Linked DNA regions of Mus musculus: region 2 is linked to region 1. The links are chromatin loops, found by intact Hi-C in ENCODE. Cell type or tissue: heart. All regions are shown on one strand.

Region 1 (8,000 bases):
CGTTGCACAGCTAGCTCTATAAGCAAGCCTAGCTCAGCCTCTGTCACTATCTGTTGAGTCCTTTTTCTTTTTGGTTTTTTGAGGCAGGGTTTCTCTGTGTTGCCCTGGCTGTCCTGGAACTCATGCTGTAGACCAGGCTGGCCTCGAATTCAGAAATCTTTCTGCCTCTGCCACCACGCCCGGCTTAAGTCCTTTTTCTGCTCTCTCCAAATATCACATGTCCTCCACAGGTCTTGCCTCAGTTGACATCATTCTGCCAATCAGCCCGAGTCCACAGAAGAAACTGCAGCATACTACCAGAAGTTTTTTAGTGTGTTTCTCTCTATGGGGTTCTGACAAATGCAGCTCAACTATGCAGTGTAAGACGAACCAAAACGTGTATTTTTAGCAAAGACTCCTTCATCATGTGTCCTTTCATGTGCTTGCTTTAGCAGAACATCCTTCCTCCTGTGTCTGCTTCAGCTAAACCTTCCTTCACGAGTCTGCCTTAGCCTCTCACCTGTGTCCATTTCAGCTAAACATTCCTTCATGTGCTTGCCCCAGCAAAACACCTTCCATCACAACTGACTCTCCAAAGAGCCCTTAAGTTTCCACTTCAATACCCAGGTCCAGTTTTCATTATATAAGAAGCACAGGTCACTTTTATAAAAAAAAAAAAAAAAAGTCCTCAGGAACGACTCGGCAAATGAAGTAGTTTGCGGTCATTATGGGCATCTTGATGGAAACACACACAGAGGACAAAAATAGGAGCTGGACAACCTGAGCTGGGTAGGAAGGACATGTTCTCTCAAGTAAAAGCCTGTGTTGGTACTAGGCCCAGTGTCACGCAGGGCAGACGAATAAGACTAATGAAACTGGACTTGGGAGAATGTGGAGACAAGGTCAGGGCAGAGCTCACAGGGATGCTTACAGAAGTGTTCAATGGAGGTTACAGTTGAGGGCAGACACAGCCAACCTTTTGACATTGTGAAATGAAATTATCATCCACAAAATTCACCTGTGAGAGCCACACAATCCAGTTCCATAAAACAAAAAACAAACAAAACTCAAGATGCTTCACCCACGTCTTTATTTTCAGTACTTGTGATTTTGTGTGGAGTCACATTCTAGGTACACAAGTCACATTCTAGGTACCTGGGCACATGGACGAGCCAATGCCCTTATCCTGCCTGTGACATGTTCCCTCAATTAAAGCTTTTGATCAGTGTGTCTATAGTTTTCTTGCCTTGGTTTTGAGACAGGGGTTTCCGAGGCCCAGGATAGCCTCACACTCAAAATCTGTCTTTCTGGCCTCCAGTGTGCAAGGATTTTACATGTGCCACCAGGCCTGGCTAATCACAAACATAACACATAGTGGGTGTTCCATATGCTCACTATTTCTATATGTATTACCATGGCACACGTATGTAAAGCACAACTGATTACAACAGGAAGTAGGTCATACATAGTAGTAGCATCCCTCTTGCATTACAAACAGGACCTGTCCTGTGGTGATGGATGGAGCACCTGACTAGAGAGACTAGGAAGGAAGGACATTCATACAGCTGTAGTCAGACAGTTCTGTTCAGTTTCCATTAAGACTTGCTATTGATTCCAGCGTCTCATCTCTGAATCCCACACGGCTTCCGCCTGACATTTTTGGACCTCCCATCCCTCAGGGTCTGCCCCGGGCCAAGACTGGTTTTGCTGGTGACTGCATCTTCATTGCTTCTAGATCTCCAGTCCTGGCACAGAAGACAACTTAACAAAGACCCGCCTGAGACAGCCATCGCTGCATTTCCAAGGCTCCTGTCAGCTTCAATTACGTGCCTGGTGAAAAGCTTTCAGGTATTATCTAGACCATCAAGGTCCAGAGGCCATGGACTATGCAAATTATTACCTAGGCAGACATACTACATCAGAAGCAATATAATCCCCAACAAACCCTTTAGATATTCCTTATTGCCCTCTGGTCAAGGTTCACAGCGCTGTTCTTAACGCTTGTCGCTAATGCAGCTCCGGCTGCACATGGACGACACCAACCACCTGTAACCTGCACCTGCTCTGCTGTGCCCAACGCACAGTTGCTTGGCGAGCGCCTGTCAGGACACAACTGAAAGGCCTTCTTTCCTAAAGCCCGCCCACATTTGCATTTCTCCCCTTCTCCACACAAAACCTCCTAAAGTACAAAATGTTCAGAGCAACACATCTTTTTGTCCTTGGGCCTGGCAAGTAGCAGCTGAGTGTCTGACAATAAATGCTTACTGAAAGAATAGATTTATTAACAAACAACAAATCTGTTCCTACACAAAATATTGGACCAGCATCACATGGTATCAATCTAGGTTTTTCCATTACTAATAATGGATGGTGTGTTTCTCTACTGTCTCATTCTATAGGCTCATGGCTTTAAGGTAAGATGTACGCTCACAACCACCTAACCATAATTGCCCAAGACACACAACAGACTCACACAGCCTCGTTATGAACTAATGGCTAAGCCAACAAGGTGAGTCCACAGCTACTGTAAAAGATACAGGAAGCTAACACTAAAAATCACTTTTGAAACTGAGCCTAGAAACCTATAAGCCCAGCTTCTGGGAGGCTGAAGCAGGAGAACTGCAAGTTCAAGGACTGCTTGGGCAAGCTAGTAACAAGGCAGCCTTGCCTCAGAATCAAGGCGCACCGGGTTTCACTGCTCAGCAACAGAACCCTAGCCTTGCATGTGCATGGCCCGGCTTGGTCTGGTTCCCCAAGGAACGTGTGAGGTCGTTCAGAATGAAAGGTGTTTGTTTTTTATGAAGATCTGTATGTTGTTCTACTTTGTCTGGGACTCCTAAACTCACGCGTATCCCCTACCTTAGCCTCCCAGGGAGCTGGGATAAAGACAGGAGCAGTGTGTGTGTGTGGGAGGGGGGGGGGCTTACTGCTCCAATGTAAACATGATTCAAGTCCCTGTGGAAAAGTGTTTTCTAGGCGCTCTCTCCCCCCCCTCTCTCTAGCTGAATGCTAAGTGAGGGCACTTTCACAAAATCTGTATCCTAACCGGTTTGGGCCGACAAGCTGGTTTGTCCAGTTTTCCCATTTTAAGAGAGCCCAAGTACATAATTTGACTGGGCTGGGTTGGAGGCCTTCTGGGCTAACATGAACAGTTAACTTTTCCATGGTGCGTACACCTGCCTGAGCAAGCCTAGGATGCTGTGGACTTAACAAGTCTTGTCACAAGGCTCAAGTGTGTCATGGATCGAGTTTCACATTTCATCCTGGAGTGGCCCGGCCCCAGCAGTTATCTCCAAGCTGCTGTGGCCCTGTTACTTAATCCCTGGACCTATTATCTTCCCTGTACAGATGGAGAACAAGAAGGAAAGGAAGGGTGTAAAATGACAGGCTGTAGGGGCCCCAACAGTTACCAAAGAAAACGCCCCGGTTTGAATTCTATCCATTCCTAATCCTCTCAGAGAGCCACTTTGTACGAGGAACTTCTGTGCACACCGGGCAGGACAAAGTGTCGACTGGGAGCACAGCTTTTCTTGTTTAGTTTGAATGAACACTCTAAGCTTCGTGGGCCCACAGGCTCTTGGGGAGTAAGGAGATTGGATGGCTTAAGTTTTGCTAGCTGGATCGACGGTTTTGAATTTTATCCAGCCTCGTAAATGTGTCACGTCATATACAGACCTTTCCGTTCAAGATCAAATTTGGGACTAGAAAGGTTTTCCTCCGGAACCTTGCGGGCTCCATGGTAGCACTATTTTCAGCTAACTCCAGGCCTGGACTCTAAACTGAATTGAAGCAAATATCAAATCCAGAAGGCTCTCATCCTTGGGCTCCACCTTTCATCCAGCCTGGATTCTAGAAGAAACTCCCGGCTCTCACAACTGCATCGGCGTGGCTGGTTATGAATCTGACACGCAGGACTAAGGAGCCTGAACTGTGGGTATTAATGTAAAGATTCCTCTACTGGTGCTGATGGGGAATTATTGGGCAAGTTTTATTTCCTGGGCCCAGGTGACTTGCATAACCCAGCAATCTGCACCAGGAGAAATATGTGCTGACCCGGACAGAGCTCACCATTTACGCACTCTACACCACTGGAAAATCCGGGGCCAAATAATTTCTCAAACAAGCCTGCCCCTGCGATGATGTAAGTTCTTCCCCTAAACGTGGGGCTGGACCACTATGAGCCACCTACCCCTGCAGCAGCGGCAGACCTCACTCGCTAAGTCCTGCGGCAGCCTCGGAGGACTCGCCAAGCCCGCGCGGTCGGGCCAAAGGGACCCCGCGCGCGCCCGCGCCGCATCCCGAAAGGGCGCGGGGCCCCCCCAGCACCTACCTCGCACTTTCCGCTGCAGGCGGCGGGCAGCAACGCTCTCCAACCGCTGCAACGGCCGCGACGAGCCCGCCCAGAGTCGGCCCCGGTGCCTGCGTCCACGTCCAGCCCGGTGCCCTCCTCCCCGCCTGCGCGTCACAATCCCGCCGCTCACCGTCACGGCTCCGGGAGCGGCTCACGCCTCCCGCAGCCCGCGGGCCCGCACCCGCGGCGGCACGCAGCGGCTCCGCGCAGCCTCCAGCCCGCCCGGTCCGCCCGGCCCGCCTCTCGCCGCTTTCCTCGGCGGGCGCCCATCCCACCCCGCCCCGCGCTGGCGCCGCCCATTGGCTCCGCCGGTTGCCAGGCGACGAACAACCGCGGCCCGCATTGGTCCAGCGAGGACTAGCCTCCGACAACCCCCAGCAGACGCCAAGCCGCTCTCCCCCGCGCAGCTGCGGCTACCGCACCTGTTACACCCGGGGTCACCCGGCCGCTGCTCCCCGCCCCCAGCTCTCCACGGGGACAAGAGGAGGGTCCTAGCCGCTTTAGAGCCGGGCCTCTGAGGCCACCCCTGAACCCCAATGCTCTCTGGAGAACCAGGTGCGCTCCCCAGAACGGAGAGACACCGGGGCATTCCAGAATTAGGTCAGGCCCTGGAGAAGGAAGGTAGTGGCCTCTGGAATCAATGCGCCAATGCACAGAAATCCGTGTAAAACCAGGGCCAGGGTAGTGCGCGTGAAACCCCGAGTTCATTCCTCAGGACTGCACAGAACGCATGTGAGGGTCTGTGATCCGGCAGAATTGAAGTACAAGGTCATTGGCAGCTTGAGGCTAGCCTGGGCGTTATGAGAGAAGCTCAAGTAGTGAATAAAACAAACTAAGGCAAAGGAAGGGACCTAGGGAGGAGACAGCTGGAAAGGGAAACTAAGAAAAGGTACTTGTGAACTAGACCTTGATGAAAAACTCCCTAGGCCCTCTCCATGAGTGCCAAGAAAATGTAGGACAGTGGCAATTGGCCAAATCCACTTGCCTCTCCCTACTATTTTCACCTAAAGTTCCCCTGGGAAAGGAAAATGGAGAAACCTTAGTAAAGGGTAGGGTGGTGGGGTTCTAGCAAGCTGTTTACTCAAGAGGAAAAAAAAAAAGAGGTTTGGGGTTAAGTGGCTCCTGTGAGAACAAAACATCGTAAAAGGAACACAAGAAATACACCACTGCCACAGAAGAACAAGACAGAGAGGAACAAGGACTACACATGCCCACAGTGCTAGGTAGAAGATCAGAGTGCAGAAATGAACAATGGATTTGAAGGAGATTGGATGCTAAATACAGGTAGCAAGGATACATCATTACAAAGGCGCTTTGGAGCACAGTGCCAGTGAGAAATTACTGCCAATGACTGTCTTACTCTCGAAGTTAGACCATTAGTGGGGTGAGGTTGCTCCCTCTGCATCCGAGGGGGTGTTCTGAAAGTTCCCTTGTCCACTCTCCAAAACACTCCTTTTCCTCTCTCAAGAAACATCTTAACGTGGCATTTATTCTTTAAATGCTGAGTCCGGCTTGGCCGTGCAAGGGACAGCATGGTATGGTCCCACCCCTGGAACAGAGAGAGCAGGGCACGGGCCTCCATGAATGTTCAATGGCTGCTGTGGGCATAAGGCTTGTTTGTATAATAATGTACATATTCTATGTTCCTCCATCAGGGAATGCTCCCCGTTAAGGTTAATGATAATCAGAGACAGCGCAAGTCTGGGAGGCAAAAGTATGTCCTTAGCAAACACGGTAAACACTGTGACCTTCAGGGCTGCCCTTAAAAGGCTGTGGGAAAGAACTCTGAAAATGTGAGTTCAAGACTAAATTTCTCAACCAAGCAAAACATGAAGATGCGATATGAATTATATGAGGGGCTTCCCAGACCTAAAAGAACAGAGGCAGCTGCACTATAAGCCAGTTTGTCAGAAAGATACAAAGGCAGGCAGATCCCTGAGTTCAAGGTCAACCTGGGACAAATCTAATTTAGGTCCAGGCTTGGTCAGAATGGTAATCTCATGACAGAATCCCACCCAGCTAAGTTATTGTCTGTGCTTACAAAGACAGACTGATCTCTGAATTCACTTGCAGTGTTAAAAAAAAAAAAAACAAATCAAAACTGTGCTAGCTGTCTCTAAAAATGAAGGGGCTGGGTCAGGGAATGCTGATTTTTGGGATAATCAAAAGGGAACCTGGAATAAATGGCTTAATTGATATGCAAATAGAAGACTGGGCTTTTGGTCTACAAGAGATGAGCTATTCAGAGAGATTTTAGGATTGTTTTTCTAGCCAGAGAAAGCTGCCTTGTGCAGAGGGCTTTCTGGAAAGCTGTCCTGAGCAGAACATGAGCACTTAGCTTGTAAGGCCCACCACCATTTCACGTCCAGGGGTTGGTTGGTTGGTTTGGTTGTTTGCTTGGTTGGTTTAGTTTGTTTTGGTTTGGGTTTTGTTTGTTTTTTGCTTTTGTGTTTTGTTTTGTTTTGTTTTGCTGCTCTCAAACACGCCTCCTCCCTCCTCGCCTCTCCTCTCTCCGAGGCTGGTCCTTGGCCTCTGAAACAGTCATTTAAATGTATCACCACTTCACCATGGCAACAAAACCAGGAGCCTTCACTCCTGGGTTGCTAAGTCAGCTAGCTCAATCTGCTATGCTTCACACAGTACAGTACCAAGTCTCCCAGACGCGCTGTCCTTTGTATAGGTAACATCTATCCATGGGTAAGTACCATGCCACGGAAATAAAACTTGGAAAAAAAAAAAACTAACAAAAATCAATCTCAACACAAATAGCAGATTTTAATGAAAATGTATATTCCTTTAAAATCCCATGGTATTTAAAATCTTGCATACATCTTTACATGCAAAGACATGGTAGAAGGCATACAAATTTTCAAGTCGTTCCTACATTCTGTGACGCTATTTCTGGTAGTCTCTGGAACACTCCATTGTGTACTCATAAAAGACAGAGTGAGAAAGGCAGATGTCTCAATGTTACAGCCAAAGTAGCTTTGCCCTAATAGATTCCCTTTGGAGGGTTTTGGGGGAGACTCTCCCAAGGGTGCCACAGAGCATCCCTTGAGATCCACTGATCCAAACCTTTGTGCTTTGTCCCTCTCTGGCAGGGACAGATTGAGGGGCTGAGCACAGAAGCCAATTCCAGCCCATACATAATAGGAAGAAGGAGAAGGGCCCTTGGAGGGGAGCTCTCCCTCCTGCCAGACCATAAGGAGTCTTTCTCCTCACACCTTGCCAGGCCCCCTCCAGTTTCAGACTCATTTAGAACTGTGGTAGCACATGGTACAGCTGCGAGACAAAAGCACAAAGAGAACCGTAGAATCCACGTGTCGCCAAATGGCTAAAATTGACCCTGGCGGCTCTGCACAATAGCTCCGGACTGCTACTCACAAGAAGTAGTGCAAGGCTCATTGTTAAGGCTTTGGGGTCAGGTATTCAGTCAGTTACTTAGACAAGAAGATCCTGACTGATACACAGGACAAGGGAAGTACTCCAGGCGGTAGTCTGAAAGAAGACAGAGCGACATCTGTAGCCCAAAGCTGAAAGGGACCTTTCTGGGCTTGAGAGAATCACTTGGTATGGCCAGGAAAAGTGGGTTAGGCAGGGGTTTGCTTACAGCTTCCCTTGAGCTGTTTTCCTCTCCAGAAAAATTAAAGAAAGCATATGTAATGCTGCC
Region 2 (8,000 bases), 45 kb before region 1:
AAACTGTGTTTGTGGAATAGATTTAGTGGTATCTACAACTAAGGTTTTGAATAAAAGAGGCATAAAAAGGACTATATATAGTAAACAGTACACATTTTTTTTTTTTTGCATTTGCTAGACGTGTGTCTGCTGAAAACATACCTTTTAGCACTACCCTGGCTCCTTTTGAATGAGCATAGCACATAAGTTCTGGGTCATATTTTCCAAAAGCTGCCACAGTTGTAATCTGTGACCAGTCATAAGATTTCCAGGTTTTCTGTCCAACATCAAATACAAAGACCTGCCAGGAAAACAGGGGTAGACACTGGCACTTAAACTGAGGCTATCATACTGACATCCAGATACTTGAACCACCTCCATATGTCAGGCAGTGGGCACTGAGTGTAATACGAAGACATCAGGTTACCAGTGTATTATACTGGTGGTTGCATGGACCTGGAAGAAGTACTGGCTAGTGTTGAGGCCTGAAGACAGAAAAAAACACAGTGACTATAAATGTTCAGTATGGCAGAAACCTAGAATTTAGAAAAAGCATAAAACACAGACTGTTGAATCTGGGGTAATTCATGAAAGCCAGCCCTGTTGAAAAGTTAGTATCCTGAGGGAAATGGGGAGAACAAAACCATTTTTATTTAATAAAACCACCTATTGTAATGGACTCACATGAAAACCTCACTCGTCTAGCTTAAGGTAGCCACTCAGACTGCAACTCCGTGAACTTCTCTACAGACTGGGTGGCCTTTTGGAGCCACGGAGCTTCATTTAAGGTTTCGTACTTTTACTGTCGATTATATTTTTATAAACACACAAGTGTGACCATTGACATGAGGAGAACCACCAGCTCTACATCTGTATGGTTTATGTGTTCTTTGCCTGAAATACTCCTCACCTAATATTTAGACACAAGTATTTTTTCAAAGGAAAAGGAATGCATCCTAGAAAATTCCCTTGTGCTGAAATGAGGAATGGATTAAAGAGGGACCCACACTGGAACCACCGAAGGGGACGAGTTTGGATGAATGTGGCCAGAACTCATGAGTGAGACCTCAGCAAAGGGTGGAGCACCAGAGCTCACAGAGTTTGCTGATCTTCAAGCTTCTGCCTGTTTCAGATGGAGCCATGGACACTGCTTAAGTTGCTACGTGTGCTTTTGAATGAAGCCGACTTAGAAGAGTAGTCAAGTCCAAGTTTAAAGTAGCTAATGTCCCTCCAGTGTTTCTCCCTCAGAGATGATCCTAGAAGCACAAAAGCTTCACTGGCCATGTTCCTTCTACCTGACGGTATTCATTTATGGAGAGAGCTAACCTTAATGAAAATGTAGGAGAGGTGTTTTGCTAGGCGCTAGAGGCACAGAGGTTAACAAATACCAAGATCCATTAGGAAATGACAGTAGCATCAAGGCCTGGAAGGAAATGTAGGGGCCTTGATTCCACGTCCAAGGAATCTGCTATCTAGGTGGTGAAAGAAACCATCCACGATGGCTTCATGGGAGGGGACCTCTGCATTCTGGAGGATGACAAAAGAAGATAGCCTACAGGCGAGTGGGCATTTGCAGATTAGAACAAAGTTCCTACAACTCAGGTTCCCCACAACTAAAAAGAGTTCTGAGATTCTGGACCTGAAAAGGTAGCTACGACACAGAAATGCTGAAAGAGAAAGGAACAATATAAAATTAACTAGGTGGTATTCTCAAGCAGTATTTGAGGACCACAGAATTGTTCATTTTTCTGGAGTTCCATTAGAGTTTCAAGAAGGGGTGGCACATTATACTGGCACTGAAAATAGAGATGTAGGGGCCCACAGGAGAATGGACCAGTAAGGGCTGTGCAGAGCAACAACCATAATTGTTAAGGCTGTCATTGAATATTCGCATGCCTTTACCTTTCCGAATTAACTATGCGCAGTTCATTTTTTTCTGTCAAGCAACCATTTAATAAAGTTACTACACACAGAATGTGAAACTGGATAGCTCAGTGTTTTAATTCTCATATTTAAGACTCAACTTGTTAAAAACAAAACAAAACCCAACTAGGTAGGGCCTGTGATCTAATAGCAACTACTCTCAATCTTGAGAACACAAAGGGAGGGGTGTCAGATGTCCATGGTGGGGAATGGTATCTTAGTGACTATTAACTGTGATGAAACACTGACCAAAGCAACTTGGGGAGGAAAGGGTTTATTCGGCTTATATTTCCATATCACACTGTTCATCGTCAAAGGAACTCAAACAGGGTGGGAACCTGGAGGCAGGAGCTGATGCAGAGGTCAGGGAAAAAGTCTCCTTACCGCCATGGAACCCAGGACTGCCTGTTCAGGAAAGGCACCACCCATAATAGGCTGGGTCCTCCTCCACCAATCACTAATTCAGGAGATGTCCTATAGGCTAACCTATGGCCAGATTGGATGGGGGCATTTTCTTAATTGATTCCTCCTCCCTGGTGACTCTAGCTTGTGTCAAATTGGCATAAAATTTGCCAGTACAAACGGGTTCATTCTCAAAGCATAGGTCAGTCCCCTGTAATTCTGCCACACAAATATATGTAGTGGGGAAGGAGACTCTTATAATCTACACTCTTCTCATTTCAAGAAGCAAAAGGCTAGTGAGGCCTCATTTACTACGAGTTTATGGATGAGTATAATTTTCTTAGCATGTAATGACAAATTCTCACAAATACTATATCACCCACTAAGTGTTGAGTGCCGCAATAAATCAGATTGTTATAAAACCACTTAATTGAGGGGAGGGGCTTTAGGCTGAAACAGCTGAGCAAGTCCCTTGAGTTCCTAGTTAGCCAATCAGAACCAGTCAGCTAATCTCTAAGCAGGTGTCTTAGGGCTTCTTTGGCTGTGAATTAGCACCATGACTGCAAAACTTATAAAGGAAAACATTTCATTGGAGTTGGCTTACAGTTCCGAGGTTTAATCCTTATCATCATGGCAGCATCCAGGCAGCCGTGATGCTGGCGAGGGAGCTCAGAGTTCTAAGCAGCAGGGCAAAGACTGAGCCACTCTAGACCGAGCTTGAGCATGGGAGACCTCAAAGCCCATCCCCACAGTGACACACTTCCTCCAACAAGGCCACACCTGTTAATGTGTCACTTCCTATGGGACAAGCATGTAAACACATGACTCCATGAGGGCCATTCCCATTCAAACTACCACAGTAGGAAAGATCCACCGGACCAGAAACTAAAAGTAACAGCTATCCATTGCCAAACAGCTAATTCTTTCTCTCCCAAAACTTTAATTTCTGATCTTAATGATCTGAGTGCTACTAGTGACCCTTGCTCAAAGAAACGTTAATGCACCTAAATTTTTCTTTTTAAAAAATGTCCAGTTTCCACAGTAGGCAGTCTACAAAAATACTGTCACTATTTTTCTAAACAATGTATGCAAACACAAGCATTTAAATATCTATGTCTCAAAACCAAATATAAGTTTAAGACCCATCAACTGTTCCTTCTTTGTACAAATTTTTTGAGACTGGACCCCCTGACATCGCTGACCCCCAGGTCCAGCCACTGTCATCAACTTCGGTCACGCGATTTTACCAATGCTTCGTGGTAAGTCCGTAAGCTTTATACGCCATTCTGCTGGGTTAAAGAAAAATGGACTCAAATAGCTGTTTTTGCCGCTTTCCTGGGTGGGTGACTGTCCATAAACGAAAGAACTAATCCGTACCAAGTACAAAGGTTAGCAGAACATCCTGCTTTCGGATGTACTTTTGGAGGTGGACACTTTCCTACTAAATGTGCATTGCCTTGGAAACCGAGAACCGGTTCTCCTACCCTCCCCGCAGGTGGCTGAGCGGTTAGCGGGAGGAGCTGGCCTCGGGAATCTGATGAGGCAGGAGCATTACACAGTCTGCGGCCTGGGAAGTTGCCCAACCTCTGAAGGAAATCTAAAAAGAGGAAGACTCTGGTGGTTAAGGCTACTCAGTGAGCGCACAACTTCTACAGCCTTGAGTATCAGACCGACGGGCAAATGAGTGCTGACCTCGAAGTCGGGACGGTGGCGGATCGGTTGGCAGAGAGCAGCCTCGGAGCACGGGCAGTCCCCGGCCGAGAGCCGTGCCAACAGCGGCAGCAGCAGCAGAGTGAATTCCGGGAGGCCACACAGCGCCATGCCTGGGGTGGAGGCTGCGGGAATGACGCCTCTTGAAGGGCGGGCCCTGATGTCCTATGGGCAGGCGGGGCGGAGTCTCTGCTGAGGGGCGTGGCCTGATGCTAAACGGAGAGCGACCCAGCCTGCTGCTTGGTAGGTGGGCCCTAGAAGGCGGGGCTGATGCTGGACTTTGTGGAGAAGTGGGACTTGCAGCCAATTGACTGGGATCCCACCCCGGCTGCTGGGGGCACTACCTATGAGTAAATGTAAGATGTGACAGGGGTCTTCCTTACACTCCAGTGCTAGGAAGGGCTAGGTAAACAGTCTTGACCCGGGTAACTCGCAGGTAACTCTACCACTTTTATTCTCTCCATCACTCTACATCACTCTACACCATTTCATGATTGTGTGGTCTGAACGTTTTCTGCTCATTCATCTTACAATTGATTTTGAATCTCTTGCTTGGCGTTGCTCCCCGCACCCCACCCCTGCCAATATAGCTCAGCACAGTGCTTGGCTTGTAGTAAATAGTACGTTCACTGTAAAACTCCAAGAGCTCCTGTTTTCTTTTTTTAAACTTCAATCGGTTTGAGACCATTCTTTTCCAAGTCTCTACACAGGGTATTTTTTAAAATGTAAAATGGACGGGTGATATTATTGTCAATTTACCAGATGTTTGGTTAAGTGTGTATTGTGATTTTCCAGCATTAAATAAAGAGAATTTAAAGATAAACTCTGTGCGGTGATTTTGCTTGAGAGATATGACCTCAAGAAAAGCCTTTCCTTTGGCTATGAGAATAGGGAAGGGGGCTCTAACAGGGTCATCAGGTCCTGGGGGTGTGACCTGGATTGCTCTGCTCAGCGTGTACTGAATGCTGGAAGGAGAACGCACTTTGAAGATTTGGGCATTTTCTTTGGGGAATTCTTCTGTTTAAGTAGCAACAGGAATAAAAATTCTCTTTATGGCTATAAAGGAAATTGAATGTCATTAAACTCATAATGACAATTAAAACACCCATTATAGCATATGAGTTTAAATTTATTGTACACTCCCTAAACACCAATAAAAATTTAAATGATGTAAATTCTTTTCCCAGAACCAAAATGTTGTCAAAGCAAGGATCTCTCTGAGCTCTCTCAGAAGAGCGGAAAGCAAAGGATACTCGGGAACAAATTAATATATTTCTAATCCTGGCAGACTGGAAAGGCTGGAAACCAGGTTTGCTTTCTTGTCTTCGTTTCTCTTCCTGTGGCTGTGATTAAGAAGTAACTAAGATAGCTTTTTTTCCTGGCTCACAGTTCAAGGTACAGTCTACTATGGCAAAGAGGTCACGGCAACAGGGTCTTGAAGCAGCCGGTCACAGTCAGAAAACAGGATGCAGGCATGCATGCAGATGTTGAGCTGGCCTTCCTCTTCATAATGCAGTCTTGAAACGACCTCAGAAAATGGTGCAGCCAGAGTGGCAGACAGAGTCTCCCCACCACAATTAACTTGATTGTAGATAGGCATGCCCAACATCAGGCTGACGGTTAACACTATCAGGGTCCCTCCTTTAAAGGCTTGATGAACGTGGTGGTGAAGGACTTTTGCTCGGCTACTTTTCCTCTCAGGCTCTGATCTGGACTGAACCCTCACTGTCCAATCAGAGTAGGAGCCGTGTAAAGCAGGTGTGCTTTTCAGCCTTGTCTTACGGGCAGCGAAGCTGACCCACAGGCGGATGTTCCGAGGATCTGATGATGCTAAGTGTGAAGCAGGGGTTTGGCCTGACCTTGCCTTAATAGGTACTCTTGTTCTTCAGGGGTTTTCCACCTAAAACCTGGTATGTGCCTCAGTGGTAAGGCGTGGAGCTAAGATTTCACCCTGGACAATGTAGCTCCACGTCAGCAACCTTAACATGGATGCCAAGTCGTCTCCACTCTCCATCAGGGCGGGGAAGTCTTCAAGCTGCCCCAGAGCCCGTCCTTATCTGGCCTTTGAGCAAGTAATCTGTCGGCTCCTGTAAAACTGCACAGCATCCCCGGGCCACGGCGCCTCCACTCCACTCGGCAATCTCAATGGGTTGGGCAAGTCTACAGTCTATTTTCCTGACATAGAGGAAACTGTCAGCATTAGGTTGACAGTTTAAGACTCACACAAAGCCTGCAGCACAGGGCATCATCCCCTTCTGGAATCACATGGCCATTCTTACCTGGCATTTAAGAGTAGGTCCTCCGGCCTACCTCACACCCATCTTTCCCTTCCATAAGGAGTAGGTTTCAAAGCCAGGAATTGTAGCACATGTCCTCAGTACCAGCATTCAGGAAGCAGAGGCAAGCAGATTGCTGCTGAGGTCAAGGCCATCCTGGTCCACATAGTTCCAGGCCAGCCAGGGCTACATGGTGAGATCCTGTCTTACAAAAACCAAAAGCCAAAAGGAAATAGGTTTCAGCTGTTGCGTGGCTCTTTCAGAATGTTTACTAACCAACCCAGCATTGTAAAGACTAATAATTGCAGATAGTTTCTTAACCTTGGGCTGGAAATTATCTTCTCATTCCTGGCCTTTGATCTGGGGAACTTTCTGGAAACAGGTCTCTCTGTAAGAGTAAGGTACTCTTCACACATTTGAAAACAGACAGCTAACATTTCTGCCTCCTCTGATTTCTAAATCTTTCCTCTCTAGCTAAACAAATTAACTCACACCCCTAGATCCTGACTCATCATCCACTCTAAGGTCATTGTGACTCTAAGGACAGGGTGTGTGGCACTTACAGACATTCCAGCATGAGCAGGTCTATGCAGCATACTGCATAACTTACTTGCAGAAGTAGATGCGCCTTTGTGCCTGTCCTACCCATGTGGGATTATAATAAATCCACTATGAGTAAAAGCCTCTGTCTACGTTGGTTTGGTAGTTAATGTAAAACCCACTCTCATTCTCGCCTTTTACTAATGTTGCAAACCTAACCTGTTTGACAGATTCATCCTATAAAACTGCTTCTTACTAAGTCAGTCCATCCTGGATGCAAAGATTTGGAGACGCTGTGCCTTTCCTGGACTTCAAGTTGAGAGGCTTAGAGAACAGGCTGACAAATCTGCAAACATAGTATTTGCCCGTGTCTTTCGTTGGCATGAAAAGGAATCTGTTTCCACCTGATGGAAACCAATCAAGACTGAGCCCGTCCTGATGGCCAGGTCAGCATGCCAAGGCTGAAGAGCGGACAGAAGCCTTCTGTTTATAGCTCATCTCTAGCACTTTTTACCACAGCCCCCACACTTGGAGATGGTCACAATCTTGTATGCATTAGCATACTAAAGTTGCAATAACTAAGTGCCCTAAAGGAGATGAATGAAGCAATAACAAGATATTTATTGTTCCATGATTCTAGATGTCCAAGAGCAAGATTATCTGGGGTGGGGGTGGGGGGTCTTTCTAAAGGCTACAGGAGAAATCTGTCCTAGCCTTGCTTTTTGGCTTGTGAAAAGTCATCTTCATGTTCACACGATCTTTTTTCTTCATATGTCCATGTTCACATTTTCCCTTGCTTCTATAGACACCAGCCATTGCAATAGAAGCCATGTTGATTTCATTTTAATAGAGAGGGAGCCTCATTGCTGAGACATTAGGGGTTAGGAATTCAACATGAATTTAAGGGCAGTCAGTTTAACATGTAACAGTTTTTATTTACCAGATAGTTTGTAATGCCAGTTTTCTTCCACATCATTCAGGATATAGAATGGAAGGAATTCTTTCAGAATTCTAGTTAAAATAATAGAAATTTGCCTTAATTTTCTTTTTTTTTTATTTTTTTTTATTTTTTTTTTAAGATTTGTTGATTTATTTATTATATGTAAGTACACTGTAGCTGTCCTCAGACACTCCAGAAGAGGGCACCAGATCTCATTACGGATGGTTGTG

Evidence for each region. Hi-C counts contacts between places; a loop is a spot of excess contacts. Peaks named below come from ENCODE experiments on the same cell type or tissue, not always from the same donor. Only the 100,000 strongest peaks of a DNase experiment are listed, where the experiment ranks them.
Region 2: it touches region 1 in a loop (2.1-fold over the local background); 5 of 42 quality-filtered maps call a loop at or near these places.

The regions. Positions count from the first base shown.
Region 1 is chr3:146,401,245-146,409,244 of GRCm38, reverse strand. It overlaps Ssx2ip (synovial sarcoma, X 2 interacting protein), which reads right to left and starts at 4,603. Exons shown (of 14, transcript NM_001355661.1): 1 at 4,310-4,603. In heart, no CTCF peak of the experiment used is centred here; a DNase peak (open chromatin) is centred at 4,664; H3K4me3 peaks cover 3,169 bases; H3K27ac peaks cover 3,109 bases.
Region 2 is chr3:146,446,627-146,454,626 of GRCm38, reverse strand. It overlaps Ctbs (chitobiase), which reads right to left and starts at 4,160. Exons shown (of 7, transcript NM_001293672.1): 1 at 3,997-4,160; 2 at 142-280. The coding sequence starts at 4,125. In heart, a CTCF peak has its summit at 4,132; a DNase peak (open chromatin) is centred at 4,186; H3K4me3 peaks cover 1,325 bases; H3K27ac peaks cover 970 bases.